6 separate regions of the Homo sapiens genome follow, and regions 1, 2, 3, 5 and 6 are each linked to region 4. The links are chromatin contacts, found by Hi-C or POLR2A ChIA-PET in ENCODE. All regions are on one chromosome and are shown on one strand. The core of a region is the stretch at or near the end of the contact, and the rest is flanking DNA. Distances in the headings are between cores, read along the strand shown. Region 1 overlaps BCAR3 (BCAR3 adaptor protein, NSP family member). Region 2 holds the start of BCAR3 (BCAR3 adaptor protein, NSP family member). Region 3 has its middle 27 kb from the start of BCAR3. Region 4 holds the start of ABCD3 (ATP binding cassette subfamily D member 3). Region 5 overlaps CNN3-DT (CNN3 divergent transcript). Region 6 holds the start of TLCD4 (TLC domain containing 4).

The links. A loop is a pair of places that touch in the nucleus more often than their neighbours do. ChIA-PET counts read pairs that join two places held with the same protein, here RNA polymerase II (POLR2A). Pooled maps may share reads with other maps.
Region 1: a loop to region 4 is called in a pooled map, with 3 times the contacts of the local background. The contact joins the enhancer-like site here to the promoter of ABCD3 in region 4. A Hi-C loop is called at or near these places in 10 of 50 pooled maps. POLR2A ChIA-PET finds 5 or more read pairs at or near these places in 2 of 52 experiments (A549 and MCF 10A).
Region 2: a loop to region 4 is called in a pooled map, with 2.9 times the contacts of the local background. The contact joins the promoter of BCAR3 here to the promoter of ABCD3 in region 4. A Hi-C loop is called at or near these places in 2 of 37 single-sample maps with no recorded cell type and 6 of 50 pooled maps. POLR2A ChIA-PET finds 5 or more read pairs at or near these places in 2 of 52 experiments (A549 and MCF 10A).
Region 3: a pooled map shows a loop between it and region 4 (4-fold over the local background). The contact joins the enhancer-like site here to the promoter of ABCD3 in region 4. A Hi-C loop is called at or near these places in 4 of 37 single-sample maps with no recorded cell type and 9 of 50 pooled maps. POLR2A ChIA-PET finds 5 or more read pairs at or near these places in 2 of 52 experiments (A549 and B cell).
Region 5: a pooled map shows a loop between it and region 4 (8-fold over the local background). The contact joins the enhancer-like site here to the promoter of ABCD3 in region 4. A Hi-C loop is called at or near these places in 1 of 37 single-sample maps with no recorded cell type and 9 of 50 pooled maps. POLR2A ChIA-PET finds 5 or more read pairs at or near these places in 1 of 52 experiments (OCI-LY7).
Region 6: a map of gastrocnemius medialis shows a loop between it and region 4 (6-fold over the local background). The contact joins the promoter of TLCD4 here to the promoter of ABCD3 in region 4. A Hi-C loop is called at or near these places in 2 of 168 maps with a recorded cell type or tissue (gastrocnemius medialis and naive thymus-derived CD4-positive, alpha-beta T cell) and 7 of 50 pooled maps.

The regions. Positions count from the first base shown.
Region 1 is chr1:93,607,169-93,609,868 of GRCh38, reverse strand. All of the region lies in intron 3 of BCAR3 (BCAR3 adaptor protein, NSP family member), which reads left to right. Among named protein-coding and RNA genes, the nearest start is that of BCAR3-AS1, 17 kb to the right of the region's middle. RefSeq lists an enhancer at 1-173. Within about 2 kb of position 1,293, at least 8 of the 41 ENCODE cell types and tissues checked have a DNase peak (open chromatin) inside an H3K27ac peak, as active enhancers do.
Region 2 is chr1:93,680,463-93,683,162 of GRCh38, reverse strand. It overlaps BCAR3 (BCAR3 adaptor protein, NSP family member), which reads left to right and starts at 1,326. Exons shown (of 12, transcript NM_003567.4): 1 at 1,326-1,565. RefSeq lists a silencer at 1,304-1,583.
Region 3 is chr1:93,707,870-93,710,569 of GRCh38, reverse strand. It overlaps a transcript of BCAR3 not described here. Among named protein-coding and RNA genes, the nearest start is that of BCAR3, 27 kb to the right of the region's middle. RefSeq lists a silencer at 2,419-2,548 and an enhancer at 2,689-2,700. Within about 2 kb of position 1,434, at least 11 of the 41 ENCODE cell types and tissues checked have a DNase peak (open chromatin) inside an H3K27ac peak, as active enhancers do; they include B cell, where a contact is called at or near this core.
Region 4 is chr1:94,416,986-94,419,685 of GRCh38, reverse strand. ABCD3 (ATP binding cassette subfamily D member 3) reads right to left here and starts at 1,297. Exons shown (of 23, transcript NM_002858.4): 1 at 1,098-1,297. The coding sequence starts at 1,207. RefSeq lists enhancers at 706-845, 1,317-2,108 and a silencer at 1,176-1,555.
Region 5 is chr1:94,961,699-94,964,398 of GRCh38, reverse strand. CNN3-DT (CNN3 divergent transcript) reads right to left here. Exons shown (of 3, transcript NR_168377.1): 3 at 1,129-1,420. Among named protein-coding and RNA genes, the nearest start is that of CNN3, 36 kb to the right of the region's middle. Within about 2 kb of position 1,383, at least 24 of the 41 ENCODE cell types and tissues checked have a DNase peak (open chromatin) inside an H3K27ac peak, as active enhancers do; they include OCI-LY7, where a contact is called at or near this core.
Region 6 is chr1:95,116,015-95,118,714 of GRCh38, reverse strand. It overlaps TLCD4 (TLC domain containing 4), which reads right to left and starts at 1,360. Exons shown (of 7, transcript NM_152487.3): 1 at 1,098-1,360. It overlaps TLCD4-RWDD3 (TLCD4-RWDD3 readthrough), which reads right to left and starts at 792. Exons shown (of 8, transcript NM_001199691.1): 1 at 624-792. RefSeq lists silencers at 870-919, 1,000-1,279, 1,207-1,353 and a cis regulatory region at 2,608-2,700.

The sequences.
Region 1 (2,700 bases), core at 44-2,543, 810 kb after region 4:
GAGTCTGGTGAATTAGTCGAAGTTATCCAGAGAAGGAGGAGAATTGGCCTTCTTCGTGGAGAGAGGAGCACGCACAAAGTGTAGAGACGTGGAGTACCCCGGTGTGGGCAGGCAGGGAGGCATCAGCCTGGAAGGGGAGCACAGGGAGTGGCCGCTGGCAGGCCCGCCCCCAGGTCCCTGGTGAGCTAGAGGAGGAACTTGGTAAAAAGCACAATGGGTCACATTTCTGGGGCTGGCACTGGAAACAAACCCCTACCTCTTCTGGCCCCTTGTGTCTCTGACTGTTAGTAACTTATTTATTTAGGTATTTTTGTGGACAGGGGACAAAGGAGCTGAAACTTGTCACTTTGTCAATGTTTGCGCCTGAGGAAGGTCAGGGGTGCCTGTGTCAGAGGAACCTAAGAGACGGGAATTACCTTGCAAGGGCGGAAAAGCCACCTTTCTGAAAGAGCGCAGATAGAGAGGTTGGGGTGTGGTGCCTGTGGATAGATGGAATCAGTAAGTCTCAGCTAACCAGGCCTTAAGTCTAGTGGCCATGGTCTTGTCAATGAGCAGCCACAGAAGGCAGGGATGTTAGACATGTGCTTTCCTAGACTTATATTCGACTGTCTTTGCAGCCAGGAAGTGCTATGTAGTATTGTTTCTTTTTTGTTTTCCTTTAAAGTCATTTCCCCTACCCTGAAAAAAATATCTGGAGCCTCTTGGAATCCATATTACAGCCTGAGGAGTCACATCTGCCCATCCTAGAGTGCCAGGCCCCTGGAACTTGGTTTCATGTGAAACTGTCTTTCTGTGGCGGTGCGTGTGTGTGGTGCAGCAGAGGCCCTGCTCATCTTCCCTGTGGCTGGTCATTTGGTCTGTCTGTTACGGTGACAGCTTGGGGACTGGTGACACATCCCAGCATTGACGATGGCCTGAGTTGCCTTTGTCAGTGGGGCAGATGCACCATCAGCACGAGCTGCGCAAGGTGGAAGAAGCCTTGCAGGAAATGTCTTTCCAAGTAACTCAGCCCCTCCTCGTGGCAGCTGCTAGTTGCTCACTTATCTCTCCAGCCCTCCAAAAAGAAAGGACAGTGTAGCTTTTTGAAAGAGGCTTAAATGCATTCCATTGGCATCTGGTTGGGTGGGATCTGGTTTCAATATCAGGGGAAAGACATGCTTGACAGAGCCTGTGTCCCAGGACCCGGTTCCCTAGCAGACCCTGGAGCTGGGATCCTGGCCAAGAACTTGTTTTTGTTGGAGAGACCTAAGTGGGAAGCAGAGACGGGATTGGGATCTTGGGAAAATTCTGTTAGTGGATTCAGCACCTCCAGGACTGCAGAGGGATGGGCCATGCTAAACACTGGGGAGGACGCTGGAGGCTTGGTGTGCTCCGACCACAAAGGTCTCCCCGCACAGCCTGCGCGAGAGGTCAGCAGTGCACGGGGGACCCAGGCCTGTTGCTGGGTTTAAAGATGTTGTCAGTGATAGCTTGGGGGCCTTTTAGCTGATGGGTATCTTGGGTATCCCCAGGAACAGCAGAGGAGACTCAGCCTGTCCTGGTTGGGAAGGAAAGGAGAGCCTCAGGAGGTTGGACACCATCTCTGGCCTCAGCTGTATTTCCAGTGTGTGTCCACAGTGCCAGGAGCTACTGTTGAAATCTGGCTCTGGCCATGAGAATCTTATGGCCTATTTTTCTGTCTAGCTCATGAAAGTGCTATGTTTCATGTCTTTTAGTTCTTGTGGAGAAGAACTCTCCCCAGTGTCTACTCTAGATATGTGTGTGCTTTTACAAAAATAGTTATGTAGAAAGGACTGATGAGTAAAATCTGGATTCTCAGTAAGATGAGATTTGAGGAACTATCCATCCAGCCTCTGACTCAGAAGCCATTGATTCATCGCCCTTCCCCAGCCTACCCCTAGCATGTGCACTGAGGGCCTACTAGGAGGGGGAAGACAGAGGTGAACATTCCGCCCGAAGGAGCTCTGCTGTGTCTGGTGGGCGGATGGAGATACAAGCAGCTTACGCTGTGCTTTGTGGTGGGTGCAAAGGCAGGAAGGATGCACAGCCTATTGTGAGATCCAGGGAGAGGTCTTTAACCCAGCCCTGGATCAGGGGACTTCCTGAAGGAGATAACACTGTAGGAGCCATAGGGACAAAAGGCACAGGAGAGGGAAAGAGCTTCCTATACGGGAGCTTGAGGCTGAAGCTGAGGAGTGGAAGGAGATGAGCCCATAGAGGTGGTTGGGGAACAGAGCATGCTGGGCCTTTTTTTTTTTAAGGGCAGTGGGGACCCAGCAAGTGGCTTGGATGCGGAGTGAGTGAGAGCTTGGGCGTTGGACTCTATGTGTGGGATGAGTTTGAGGAGCAGCAGCAGCATCCCCCTAACTCATGCCTGTGTCCTCCCTGGGCCCCTGAAGCCTCCCATCTGTCCTGCTTGTCCTAGTTCAGCTCACCCTAATTTTCCTCCCTCCACCTTCTCTTCAGGCCTTGTCCTTCTAACTCTCATAACGAGATCGTGTTTCCTCTTAGCTTAGAAACATGCTGTGGTCTTTCCCATGTTAAAAACCCTCCTCGTTTCCATGCTCATTCCTGGTCCCCATCTTCCTCCACCCCGAAGCTGGTTAACAGTCTTTTTAAAATTATTGATCTGGGGGTGCATGCACAGGTTTGTACATGGATATATTGCATAGCGGTGGGATTTGAGCTTCCAATGTACTC
Region 2 (2,700 bases), core at 77-2,576, 740 kb after region 4:
ATTGGATTTTCTGCCTTATTCTGGCTGATCCGTAGGTGTTCTTTATATATCTGTAAACAAACCTTTTTTGGATGTATGTGTTGCAATTATGTTTTCTCACTCTGCGGTTTGCCTTTTCACTCGTGGTGTCTTTTCATGAACAGAAGCTCTTAATTTTAATCTTGTCCAATGATGAGTTTTTTTTCTTTATATTAGTACTACATGTGTTTAAGACATCGTCTTTGTCTACCCCAAGGTAATGAAGATTTTTTTGGACATTTTCTTTGGATCGTGTTATTGGTTTACTTTTTACCTTTAAAATCCATCTGGAGGCCGGGCGCGGTGGCTCACACCTGTAATCCCAGCACTTTGGGAGGCCGAGGTGGGTGGATCACCTGAGGTCAGGAGTTCGAGACCAGCCTGACCAAAATGGTGAACCCGTCTCTACTAAAAATACAAAAATTAGCCGGGCATAGTGGCGTGCGCCTGTAATCCCAGCTACTTGGGAAGCTGAGGCAAGATAATTGCTTGAACCCGGGAGGCGGAGGTTGCAGTGAGCCAAGATCATGCCGTTGCACAACAGCTTGGGCAACAAGACCGAAACTCTGTCTCGAAAAGAAAAATTCCATCTGGAATTGACTGGGGATGGGGGGATTCAGTTGATCCAGCATCATTTACTGGAAAGAGAGAGCTAATCTGACCCCCAATACAGCACAGCAGCACCTGACATAAATCAAGTGACCACATATTGTAAATCTGTTTTTGGACTTTATTCCATTGGTCAGTTTGTCTATCCTTCTACTATTTCTATGACTTTATAATGGATCTTGATATAAGATAGTGTTAAGTCTTTTCCAGTGGGCTCCAATTTTTCACCCCACCAAATCATCTAGTGCTGAAGTGCCACCGCCAACTCGCACTTTGCTTTCAATACGTCCATACGAGTGCAATTGATTTGCCTGTTCCCGTGGATGGTTCATTTGTGGTTACCTGGGGCTTTGTCTCATCAAAGCCCTTCACATTGAAAGCCAGCCAGGTGTCTGCAGACGAGCAAAGCAGATCTGTTGGGTAATTAAATAACGCGGGGAAGGGGAAGGAGTGGATTCGACGAGGCTGTCTCTGGAGAGAGCTTCAGAAAGGAAGTGATCGAGCTATACTTGAGGACTGGCTCCTTGGGGAGATACGAAGAGAGCCAAACTCTAAAATCCGGGCAGAGGAGGGCCTGGCTAGGTCACCGAATGTAAATGTCTCGGGGGGTTCCGCAAGGCAGCGCGAATCGGCTCGCCGGGGTGGGGCCGCGGAGCCGCAAATCACCAGTTGAGGGCCGGAGTGCGCGCCGCCGGCTCAGAGCTGCGCCTGCTGCTGGCCGGGCGGGGGACGGGGCCGGGACCGGAGCCGGAGCTGCGGGGCGCACCGGCTAGACGCGCGCGGGATTCTCGGCGGGCACGCCCCGCGGACCATGAGCGTCCCCAGCTCCGGGAGCAGCCGCGGCGCGGGCGGTGCGAGGCCGGCCGCGCGGCGCCTTTGAGCCCCAGCCGGAGGTCCAGAGATCCTGAGAGCCCGAGCGCCCAGCGCCGCGCCGGGAGGTGAGTCTCCGCCGCGCGCCCAGCGTCCTCGGGGTGCTGTTCCTCCCGGGGCGCCTGGGCCTCCCCCACCCCGGTGAGGACACGCTAGGAAGTTTGTTGGACAAAGTTAGGCTCTGGGGAAAGTAGAGCCGGCGTTTGTTGGTCCCTACCCACCCCCGCCAGCGGATTTGGCGTTGGGGGCGGGGGTGACTGAAGTGGGGCTGGGGCTTGCGCTCTCCAGGCCCTCCGAGCGCGCTGGGACTCCCCGAGACGTGGCCCACGGCGGGGAGCGCTCAGCGATTGGCGGCCAGGCATCTTGCTCGGTGGCACTCGAGCGGCATCTTCCCGGGCGCTGGCCTCGCCCGACCCCCTGCCCGTCGGAGCTGCTCTGCCGGCCACCCCGCCCTGTCCCGCCCGTCCCCTCTTCGCAGAAGCCGGCCGGGGTCGGGCAGATGCGAGGGCCCAGAGCGCTCTGGTGGAAGCCCAAGGCTCCGAGGAGGCGAGTTTCTCCGGTAATCTCTTGGGAAGTTTGCAAAGAAAGCGAAGGAGCCTGCCCTGTAACTGTTGACAACATCTCCCTCCCTCTCTCCCTTTGTTGAGAAAGAATGAATAGTTGGTTGTGTTGCTCCCTCTGCGTCGCGGTGGGGAGAGGCGAGGGAAGGCAAAGGAAGGGAGGGACGGTGGGAAGGAGGTTCCGATAGATCGTACAGCCCAACTGTCCTTACCCACTTAGGCCGCTGAGGGCGCCGCCGCTTTAAAACGGTGTAATCAGGTGTAGACACTCGTCGAGGAGGAGGTTGAGCGGACTCCGAAGCATCTGGCAAGGCGGCGTGTTCCGTGGGGCGGCGGGTCGGGTCATGGTTGGGGTTAACTCGCTTGAAGCAAGGTGCAAAGGAGAAAAACCATTTTCCTAACCTCATATCTGTTTTCGCTTAAAGCTGTTAGCTGAGATGGAAAGTAGAGCCGTGCATTCAGATTGTTTTAAACCTTGACTTTATCTCCCAAGGCTACACAGACCTCCCCAAGGAAAGTACGCTGGCCGAGGGAAGGTCATTTTGGGAGCTGATAGCCTCCCTTGTGTTGCCTGGGACTGAGTTGAGATCCTGGAGGCTGGGAGAGGCCTCAGTGCTGGGGGTGGGGCCCAGCTCAACACAGG
Region 3 (2,700 bases), core at 185-2,684, 710 kb after region 4:
TGTGGCCTGGGGGTCTTCCTAACAAGTTTGCATTAGGAGCAACAAGAAATCAAATTATTGAGGGACCAGCATTAGGGGCTTCAAGGAAACCCAGATATCCTGGCTAGGATAAAGTCTCTCCCTGCCAATCCTCCAAATTAGTAACTTTGGGTTTTTAGTTTTCCCTACTCAAAGGTGCCCTTCAAGGTCTCCAAGGGAAGAGGCAAAGGGAGACGTAGCAAACATCCAGCATGGTATGGGTAAGGCTTCTCCAGCTCCAGCCATGCCAGGCAGCCAGGCCCAGCAGAGAGCTGTGCTTCCCTGACTGGTCAGGACTGGTCCCTCCAGCAGGGGCAAAGCCAGAAACAAGGGGTACAGGTCCAGGGAGGGAGCCCACTTCTTGATCAGCCTTTCTTGGTTCCCAGCTTCCCAGCTTCCCACCCCCTATCCACCGGGAGTGAGTTTATACTGTTTTACAGAGACTAGGACACTTGAACTCATATTTCATTCTCTCATGGATTTCGTCCAACTGGCCTAATCTTTTTTCTCTAAGTGACAAAGAATCTAAAGATATGGAATGTTCCCCAAAACAACTTTGCAGAAAAGCAAAATAAACACAGCATCGAACAGGCCCATTCATTTCATGAATTGATTATAGAAAGATAATTTCTATTTTTCTTTTAAAAATATATATTTAAGATAGAGATATGAAAAAATTACATGATGATCCATCAAGGAGATACATTCCACCATGATTATGTTATAGCAGCAAAGCCCTAGTCCTAATATAGGACGGTTGAGTTGATCAGATAAAGACTTTTTTCCCAATCTACAATCCTATAGATTGTAAATACAATTTTTAAAAACTACAACAGTTTTCCATTAAACAGCCTTCCTTTTTCTCTTCCCATCTCTAGTCTAGGAGATATTCCCCTCCCTCCTTCTTGCTGTTCCAAGGACAATCAAGGGGGACTGCCTGCTGAGCATTCACTAATGTCAATCCTAATCTAATGCCAGTAAGACATCCTTATACAGGGTCACCCACACTAAGAGAGAAGGCTCTGTGTCCTGGAGCCCCTGGCCAACACCTGTACAGATCAAGACCCACTTCACTGAAGGGCAAGGGACCAATCTGAAGACAGAGTGTGTTGTCAGAACATCAGTGCTTGCTCAAAACCACTTCCCAATTGGGCAGATTCATTGGTCTCTCTTTCCCTTGAGTGTGCTTTGAACAGACCGCAGGCTGGCTTGGAGGGACAGGAAGAAGAAGAGATGCAGCTGTAAATCAGTGTCACCTCTCCAACTCAGGGTCAGAGGAGGAGAATGTGCCCACCTCCAGGAAGGCCTGCTGTTATCAGATGTGCCTGAGCAGTCATGAGCACGCTGCTCTGCTGCCCTGCAGCCTGTGGACTCCCCCTCGTTCTTCTCTTTTGCAGCCTGGAAACAGATGCCCTTGGGAGGGGAAAAGCTCTGACTTCATCGGGGCTCCCAGGCCCTCCCTTTTCCAAACAGAACAAAGCCTACTTAGCTTATCGCAGCACTTCTCCTTGTGATTTTTTTTTAATTGGCCTCTTCACATGTGCAATCGACTCTCCTGATATGAAAGTTGTGAGCCCTGTTTTTGCAAGCCCGAAGCTTAGAAGCTGATCCCCACGAGCATCAACAGAAATCATCTGAATGCTCTAAGTACTGCCAGTGCTTGCTAAAAAATAAAACAGCCTGCCAACCTCCTCCTGCCTGTGTCCTTGGCACAGCCCTGGCGGGGCAAAGGAGCCCCAAGGACCCCATTGTTCTTTGGAAAGAAAGAAGCAACTCCAGCCAATTCAGGTGTTTGGGGGATTATTGAGATGGTCTTTTTTTGTAGATATGATGTGGTGGTGAATAGGGTAAGTTATATAGGGGACTCTATGGTGGTGACATTTGAAAAGATTGAAGAGTGAACTGAAACCGGTTTCTGTGAGCCCAAAGTTTTATTCAGCCAGTACAGTTCTAGAATTTGCTACTAATATGTTTATTTTCTCCCAAAGATCTTCTCCTTTTCTGAGAGTAATGGGACACTGGGGAGAGAACTTATGGACAAAAATATGGGGACAGAAAAGATTATGACAATTTGTAAAGTGTCCACACTGTTGGTTGGATTAGCTATGTGAGATGATGAGGGAGAAAGAGAGAAAAACAGGCAAAACCAAAAAAGGCCCCTTGGAAACAAAGTTAAGATGGTTTTTGGACTCATCCTACCTCCTGTGGGTTTAGCTTAACATCAGTCCCATCTGCCAGAGGCCGGAGGCAAGGTGCTTAGGGGTTTAATTGTTCTGTGAGACCCTGAAGCAGGATGAGAAGTGGCCTGGTGTCAGAGTAGAGCAGTTGGCCCATTACTGAAGGTCATGGTTCAGAAGTTCTCAACTTACTCTTTTCTCTATTCAGGTTCTATATAAGTGAGCAGTAGAAGGATATGGTTATCTCCTTCCTTTATTGTAGCAGTCTGCGAAGTTCCATTTCCTTCTTGAAACCTCTGACTCAATGGCTAGAGGAACCCTCCCGCACCCCTCCCCTCCTGTCTATGCTGGCAACTTTTGAGCCGCCCCCTCGGCTTACCACCTTGCAAAACCTGTCAGATCCATTGCTTTTACACACTGCTATTTACCTCGTTGTTTATTTTGTGTATGTGGGTCATCTGTTGTTTAGGTTAGATTGAAGTCTGGCTGTGTTGGTGTAGTTAGC
Region 4 (2,700 bases), core at 48-2,547:
ATTTGTGTTTTAGCCCAAATTTTACTACTAATTAGATATTGTAGGCAAATCAAACACGGGAGGCAACAGTACCTGCTCAGAGGAATGAATGAAATAAAATTCATGAAAGTAGTATGTCAAGATTTAATACGAAATATTCAATGACTGGCAAGAACGCTTGGGAAGTAGCCTTTTCTCTTTCACTTGTCCAGCAAATAAAAATTGCATGTATGTGACATACATACCTGTATGTCGCAACCGTAATTCAGCTCTCTCTTTTTTACTTTTTCTGAACTGATAACCTCCCAAAGTTAAATCTAAGCACTGAAATTCTCCCGCGGTGGAAGCAGTGGCGTGTCATTAAAAAGGAGCTTGATCCTCACCTAAACCACACTCTCATCTTTCACCTACAGAGCCCAGGAAGGAAAACATTTCCCTCTAAGTCCGACAGAACCGATCCAGCCTTTCCGGATGAAATGCCACCGACCAAATGTTCACCGACCAAAGGGTTCACCGACTCCAAGGGCTCACCACTTTAGACGGCAATCCTGCCAAGTGGACCGGGAATAGTTTCATAGAAGCCACCCTCGCGACTTTCAATAGCAGTTAGTCGGGAATCGAGCCAAACCTCGTCCAAGTGACTTAGACACCAGCCTCCAGCCTGGCGAATCCAATCCCCATCCTCAATCACACATCCACGTCCCCAAAACAAATCCTTCACGGTCTGAAGATGAGATGGCAAAACCAGAACACACCCAGAAAGTTGACACAGAAGGGGGTGATGTAGGGAAGGGGGTGGGGGACACACCGCATCCCCCTCCCACCCCCAACTGGAGGCCGCTGCCTGAGTGCTGGCTGGGCGCCGGTTCGCCCGCGGGCACAGAAGAATTCGCACTCCCGGGGTGGAGCGAGGTCGCCGGACAGGCCAGCTGGGACCGACGCCGTCGTGGCGGGGACTCGCGGACACCCTGACATTGAAGTCCCACGGCAGTCGCGGTCGGCCCTCTCTCCGCCCGACCCCGTCGGGCAAAGAGACCTGTCGGCCGGGTGGGGAGAGAGAGCGCGCGGGGAGCGCCCGCTCCAGCCCGGGAAAGCTGCACGGCTACGGGCCTTCTTACCCGTGCAGGCCGAGGGCGCGGCGCCGCTTGTGGAGCAGGCAGAGCAGCAGGAACGCGGCACCAGCCAGCGAGGAGTTTCGCGCCGTCAAGTACTTGCTGAAGGCCGCCATGGCACTGCCGGTACCAGCGAGCCGGCGAGGGGACGCGGCGGCGGCGGCGGCGGCGGCTACCTTACTGCACGCAGCGCGGGGGAGACTGGGAGGAGAGCAGAGGGCGGGGCCGGCCGCGCAGGACCGCCCCCTGGCTCGCGCCGCCGCGCCGCCCGCGCTCTGGAGCCCACTTTGTACTTTGGCCCGGCGGGAGCGCGCTCGGCAGCCTCCGTGGGCGGAACAGTTCCCGGGACGCGCTCTGCGCACGCGCGGACTCCTTCAGGGTCTCCGGAAACGCGGCGCGGAGGAGCTGTTGCTACTCAGCCCTGCGAGGCGTCAGTGCTGCCCCTGCCTCACCCCTACCCTCCCACTCTTCGCGCGCACACCCCGGCTTTCACAATAACTGGATGAGCGGGCCTGGCCTGCAGCGACGACCTAGTGGGCCCTGCCTCTCCACTCCCGCGGTGATGTACCGTTACCACCCTCTTAAAGGAGCCCAGGAAGGAGGCGGACGGCCCCGTCACAGAGCGTGTAGGGAAAACACAGCACAGTGATTATCAGGACGAAACCAAACAATCGGAACTCCGCAGAGGTGTAGGGAGATGTGAGGAGAATGACACAGATCAAAGAGCTTTTTCCAAGCCAGTATTTTCCAAACCGCGGGTTATAATCTCTAGCGCATTGTGAAATTGGTTTGGTAGATCGGGATCATCACCCTCCGTTTTTAATAAAATTGAGAATAGAACAAAATAGAAAAGTTTCACAGTACATCACGTAGTAAAGGAGTTGTTTAGAGAAATTTCGATTTCAGTGTTTTGCACGTATGTATCGCCAGCGGCGATGTAAAATGTATGCAGATCTGGTCAGAAAAAAGTTTGAGAAACACTGTTCTTTGCAAAGGGACATTCAGAAGTAACAATCGTGCGTTGTATTAATGCTGGCCTCACTCCCAGAATCAGAAGGGCTTTGCAGATTACAACATTCTTCTCCTGTCTGACCCTATGTTGCAGGAATTGTTATCGCCAGCATTGAGCCTAGCATATATACAGTAACAGTGAATCGCTGTTTTCAGCTGAGGAAACTGGAGAAAAGCAAGTGTGTCAGAAAATAAGCTCATAAAACCTCGCATAATGCACATACATATTAAAGTAGCCTACAAAGTAGTGGTGCTGTGCCCTAGGTGTTTTCTCAATATAAATGAGCTGTTGCCTAATACAGGTTATGAGGATCACAAAGACGAGGTACAATAATGGCATGCGTATAGAGGTGCTCAACAGTGAATTCTAAATTATGCAGAACTGAAGCTCCTACTAATTCACTATTTGTCATGTGGACATTTTCATTACCTGGAGGGACAAAAGGTTTTGGCCCTCTGAAAGTTAACTGAAAACCGCTGACATAAGGCAGATTAATAGAAGAAAAAATTAATAGGAGAAAAGGCATACAAATTTAATGTGTATACATGGGAGCGTTCAGAATGGAGACCCAAAGATACTTGGAAAATTGTCCATTTT
Region 5 (2,700 bases), core at 134-2,633, 540 kb before region 4:
ATTCAAAAGAAAAGAAAAATGACATAATTTTATTTTTGGGGAAACTCAGTCTTATTTCCTTTCTTGTGTGATTCTCCAAGGAAAAATGGAGACCAGAAATTTGGTTAAAATATAACTTATAACTGGAATAAATTTTGGCATCTTTGGGGCCAACCCACAACTCAGAGGGAAGCCCACTCTGGAGGCTAAGAAACTCCCAGGGTTAATTGCAGCTAGTAAACATGGATGGCAGGGCTTAAATCCCTGCCTCCATTCTCGTATTTATCCTCCCATTACCCACGGTGATTGCATTCCTGCAGTCAAGGGCATAAGTCATCCAATTTTACTTCCCATTGGTTTTCTATAGCTCCCATTGGGCTGTCCCATCGGAAGTCATTTGTTATGAGACAGAGTCTTGCTCTGTCACCTAGGCTGGAGTGCCTAGGCGTAATCACCGCTCACTGCGGCCTCTGCCTCCAGGGCTCCAAGGCTAAAAACTTTTCTAAATGTTATTTTTGGCTGGGCGCAGTGGCTCACGCCTGTAATCCCAGCACTTTGGGAGGCCGAGGCAGGTGGATCACCTGAGGTCAGGAGTTCGAGACCAGCTTGGCCAACATGGTGAAACCCTGTCTTTACTAAAAATACAAAAATTAGCTGGGCGTGGTGGCGCATGCCGGTAATCACAGCTACTCGGGAGGCTGAGGCAGGAGAATTGCTTGAACCTGGGAGGCGGAGGTTTCAGTGAGCCTAGATCGCACCATTGCACTCCAGCCTGGTGACAGAGCAAGACTCCATCTCAAATAAATAAATAAAATAAAATAAATGTTATTTTCCATACTTCAGGTATGTTTTGTTCTACTCTTAAGGGGAAAAAAACAACCTATGTAAACTAAAATTCAGTAACCCAGTAATTCATCAAGTTTCTCTGTTATCTTAGAGGCACTATAGCAGAATGGTTTAATACCTGGACCCTGGGGTCAGGCTGCCTGGGTTCAAATTCTGTCTTGCTTTTTACCTGGGCAGGCCACTGCACTTCACTGTGCCTCAGTTGTTTCATTTGTAAGGTTAGGATTATAGTTGTAACATCTTTATAGGGTTGTTTTGAAGATGAAATGAGTTAATAGATGTAAAGCACATAGTAACACTCAGTAAACACTCAATAAAAAGCTTTATTAACCTTAATATGTTTCTTCATAGCCCTTGTAAAACCCTAGCCACTCTTTTGCAATAAAGCATTTTCAAAAAGTACCATCGATCCGGGGTTATCTCTGTGTTCTTTTCCTGGAGGATCCTGAGTGCGGGCTGTGTCGACATCACGTCATTAATGTCTTCTGCTCCCTGCACTGTGGTCAAAGGCTTTTCAACGTAGCCTTGGATCCCCTGGGTTTGCTGCAGTTCAGTGCACCTCAAAGCACGATAACAGGAACTGAAATGGCAGAAACTGAAAGCAAAATAAAATTCAGCCAGGAAACACTTAGCTGTTTTTCCCTTTGCTCTGCATGGGGAAAAAAAAAAAAAAAGAGGAGGAGATAAATCGAAAACCTGTAAAATCCAGCATGTACTTCAGGGTTGTTTTAATTTTCTAAATATAAGTACAGTCTTCATTCCTCCCTCCAGCAAATATCTATTGAGTGTTTACTGTGGTGTGCCCTGATTCCCCATAGACATCTGGTGGCTATCTATCCTGGATTTTCTAGAACAATCCTAACTTTAAATGTCTTTGGTGTCTTTTCATGAAAATACATTTAAAAGGCAGTGGAAAAAAGCCTTTCTCAGGCCCCATGGCCAGAGTTTTGTTCCATATTTACTTTCAGCTGTGTTTCTGTTTTCCCCAAGGTCAGGAGCCGCCCAGTAAAAAAAAAAAAAAAAAAAAAAAAAAAAAATCTCCAAGTCCTGAAGGTACTGCAGGAGCCAGGATAGGGAAATTACTAGATGGTATTCTCTGTTTCTCCTCTGGAGAAAGAGTTTTAAGGGTTAAAATTTTCATCTATAACCGTGGTTGTTTCTTTGGGGCTGGCAATACTGAAAACTAACTTTTTGTATTATACATTCTTATAATGTTTGGTTTTTTTACACTTTTTAATGAGATGTATTACTGCGATAAGCAGAAAAGAAAATAAAAGTTTTTTAAACTACTGACTTACTTCCACAAATAAAATAGACATTCTCTTTTTTAGCAACCCAATAACAAGGGGTAGTGAAAAATGATATGCTCCCTGAAGACAGGGACCGTCTGCTTTTCTCATCTTAGCATTCCCACAGAGGAGCACTGAATAAATATCCATCAAAGGAATGAACAAAGGCCTCCTTCATATTCCTTAAATCATCTTTACTTTCCGGAAAGGAACATGGTAGCTCACCTTAACCATGCCAAAAAACATATACTTTATATAAGTCCAGATTTACACACAAAGGATTATTTACTTGATGAAGGGATTTACCAGATTCCTTTCTACAGCAAAATCTCCTCAGTCGATTTAAAGTGTGACTTGATTTGCTTCATTTTTCTTATGAGATAGTGGAATAAATGAGAACTTCGGTAAACCAAGAGCCGGGAGTGTGAACCCTGCCTTAGCCTCTAGAGTAGCTGAGATCACAGGCGTGCGCCACCACGCCCAGCTAATTTTTTTTTTTTAACCTCTGACCTGTCGTGTGTCCTTGGGCAGGTTTTTTTGTTTGCTTATTTTTTTCACCTCCCTGTGTCTTAGTTATCTCTACTCT
Region 6 (2,700 bases), core at 111-2,610, 700 kb before region 4:
TTAATCGGCTACACAAAGATGAAGCTACATTTCAATCGACACCATGCGCTGGCACGGGAGTAACTCACTTAAAACACCACAATCCAAGGTCAATTTTTCTCAACTCCATTTATGACTGCGTAAAGATTTTATTAAATCTTTTTTCCTATTTCACACATCAATTCCTAGGGTCCACACAAACTCTTCCATCTTCTCCAAACTGGTATTTGGATTAAACATTATCCAAGATCAGTCTTTAAAGTAAATTTCATAATTTCATATAAAAGTGTGCACCACATTAACACTCAAATGTGTGTACAATTAAAAATATACAGACCAGCAACAGCGACTCTTAAATGAATTTAGACTCAAAGTGTTTTCACAGAGGTTTTTCTGCCGTCTTGGAGGGGTAGGAAACTGCTGGCATTACGAATCCCATTTCATGGCTGGGTAAACCGAGGCACTTAGGGGTTACAGAGGTAAAGATGGAAATAGAAACCAATTTCTCCCTCCGACTCTACGCCTGGTCCCTTCCCACTAGACTTTTCAGCACTCAGTGGCTAAAAATGGGACCCACTTGAGAACTGCAAGGGTAAATAAGAGCTACTTGTTTCAGAAGGTGGCGGCGGGGGAGGGGGACTTACCCACTTGATGCGCCCGATTGTGTGTGGGCTCTAACAAGAAAGCTCTCCCTGGATGCCCAAAGGTTTGCACCCACCCGCTTTAAGCTCAGACCCGAGAGGCACCGCCAGGCAGACAGGGCAGCCGGAATCGTGCAGCCCGAGAAACGCGAGAGGAATGCGGGGCGCCCGGGCGGCGCGGGGGCCGCGGGCCCCGGGACACCATTTGCTCCCGGAGCGACGCCGTGGCCCGCCGGGCGGGGACGATGCTGAGCCTTCCGCACACACCTGCCGGAGCCCGCCCGGGAGCCCCGGGCCGCCTCCCGCGCGCCGGACGCCCACCCAGCCTCCAGGCGCAGGAGCTCTCGGCCGCGCTAGGCCAGGGGCGGGAAGCCGCGGCACCCCTCTCCGCGGGCTGCGCTTGGCGGCTGGCGCGGGGGAGCCGCGGGGCGAGGCAAGCCCGCCTTCCTCCCCAACCCCCCCTCCAAACGGCGTCACCTGTGCCGGGTCCCGGGGCGAGTCGCGCGCGGGCGGCGGCTGCGCCGAGCCGGGAGAGGGCGGCGGGTGTCTACAGGAGTCTGCTCATCCGGGCCGGCCCGAGGGCTGGCGCTGGCCAGTGCCGCCCGGTGAGATGCTCACGGGAGCCAGGGAAGCCGCGGGTTCCGGGCCGCTTGGAGGTGCAGTCGCGGAGGCTCCAGCTACCGCGGCGGCCGTCGCGCCCGCCCGGACTGCGGGCTCGGGTTACCGCAGAGCTGCTCCTTAAAGGGGCCGCGGCCGCTCGGGCTCCGGCTCCCGCTCCGGGCGGCTCCGACCCTGGCCAAAGTGGGCGGGGCCCCGAGGCGGGCCGCCGAGCAGACCTTCTTGCCCTGGAACTTGGGTCCCGGAAAGAGCCCAAAAACCCTAACACCCGAAGTCGCAGCGGAGAGATCCTGGAAGCTCACACCTTGCCAAGGGCAGAGGGTGCAATTCCCGGGTTTTCCAAAGCAAGTCACAAAACTTGCCAGCGGGGGAACTGTGTGAGCCCGCCCCCGCAGCGGTCAGTACCTGGGCTAGCCACGTAACAAAAAATCTTCTTAAATTATGAATTTACATTCTGCCTTAAATGCTCAAATACTGGGGACTTCATGGTTAGATCATCAGAAAAGAGATGAAAAGGCAACTGCTGGTTTTTCTTGCCACGTCTGACACGGCCACACTCGAGTCCCGCCAGTTCTTCTTTGGGGCTGCAGGTGCATACCAAACTGGTAGGGGGCGCGTGTAGAAGAAGCGTGTTCTCTCCAGCACCACCTCCAGAATTCCTGAAAAACACCCTCATGGGTGCACCAGCACTACACCTACACCCGGAACCCCTCTGTTGTCGGGGTGTGGAAGTTGGATTTGAATATTTGGTGCTGGCTGAGAATTCCAAGTTGCCTAGTAGATAAAGTTTGACATTAAATAGATGTTCTGACCTGTTATATACAGCCCCAAAAGCCTCCAAGTGATCTGCATCAACCAGAGATAATTGTCTGAAACAAAACAAAATAACAAAGAGGTATACTCATGCATTATAATTCGCAGAGAGCAATCACAAGGCCTTTTCTTGAAAAGAGGTAAGTTCTAAATAAATAATTTGTAAACACTATCATTGATAACAGGATATTTATTTCTAAGAAATGTCAATAGAGCTAACATATTTGATCTACTATATACATGCGCAGAAAGACACACATATCTGCCGCAGATTTAGACCAGAAAATATATACACAAAAGCTCATATAAGCTGTCCATGTTTATTTTCAAGAGAGGGCAATAGAATTTAAATCAGAACCTGGAATTCTGTCAGTTTATTAGAGTTGTGTGCCTTTAGCTAACTGAACCTCACTGAGGCTCAATTTCTTCATCTTTAAAATGGTAATAATAATTCATAGTGACTCTGAAGACCTGGACTGATGTGGAAAAGACAAAATCTATACCACAGAACAGGGAGGGACAGAAACCTGCCCTGCAGTCAAGCAGAGAGAAAGATCTTTCAGGCCCCCAAATGCGTGTTCCCCTTTTTCTCCCCAAGACTCTCAGGATGTACCAGGGCTCCAGTGCTCTTTGAACCACACGGTGTCCC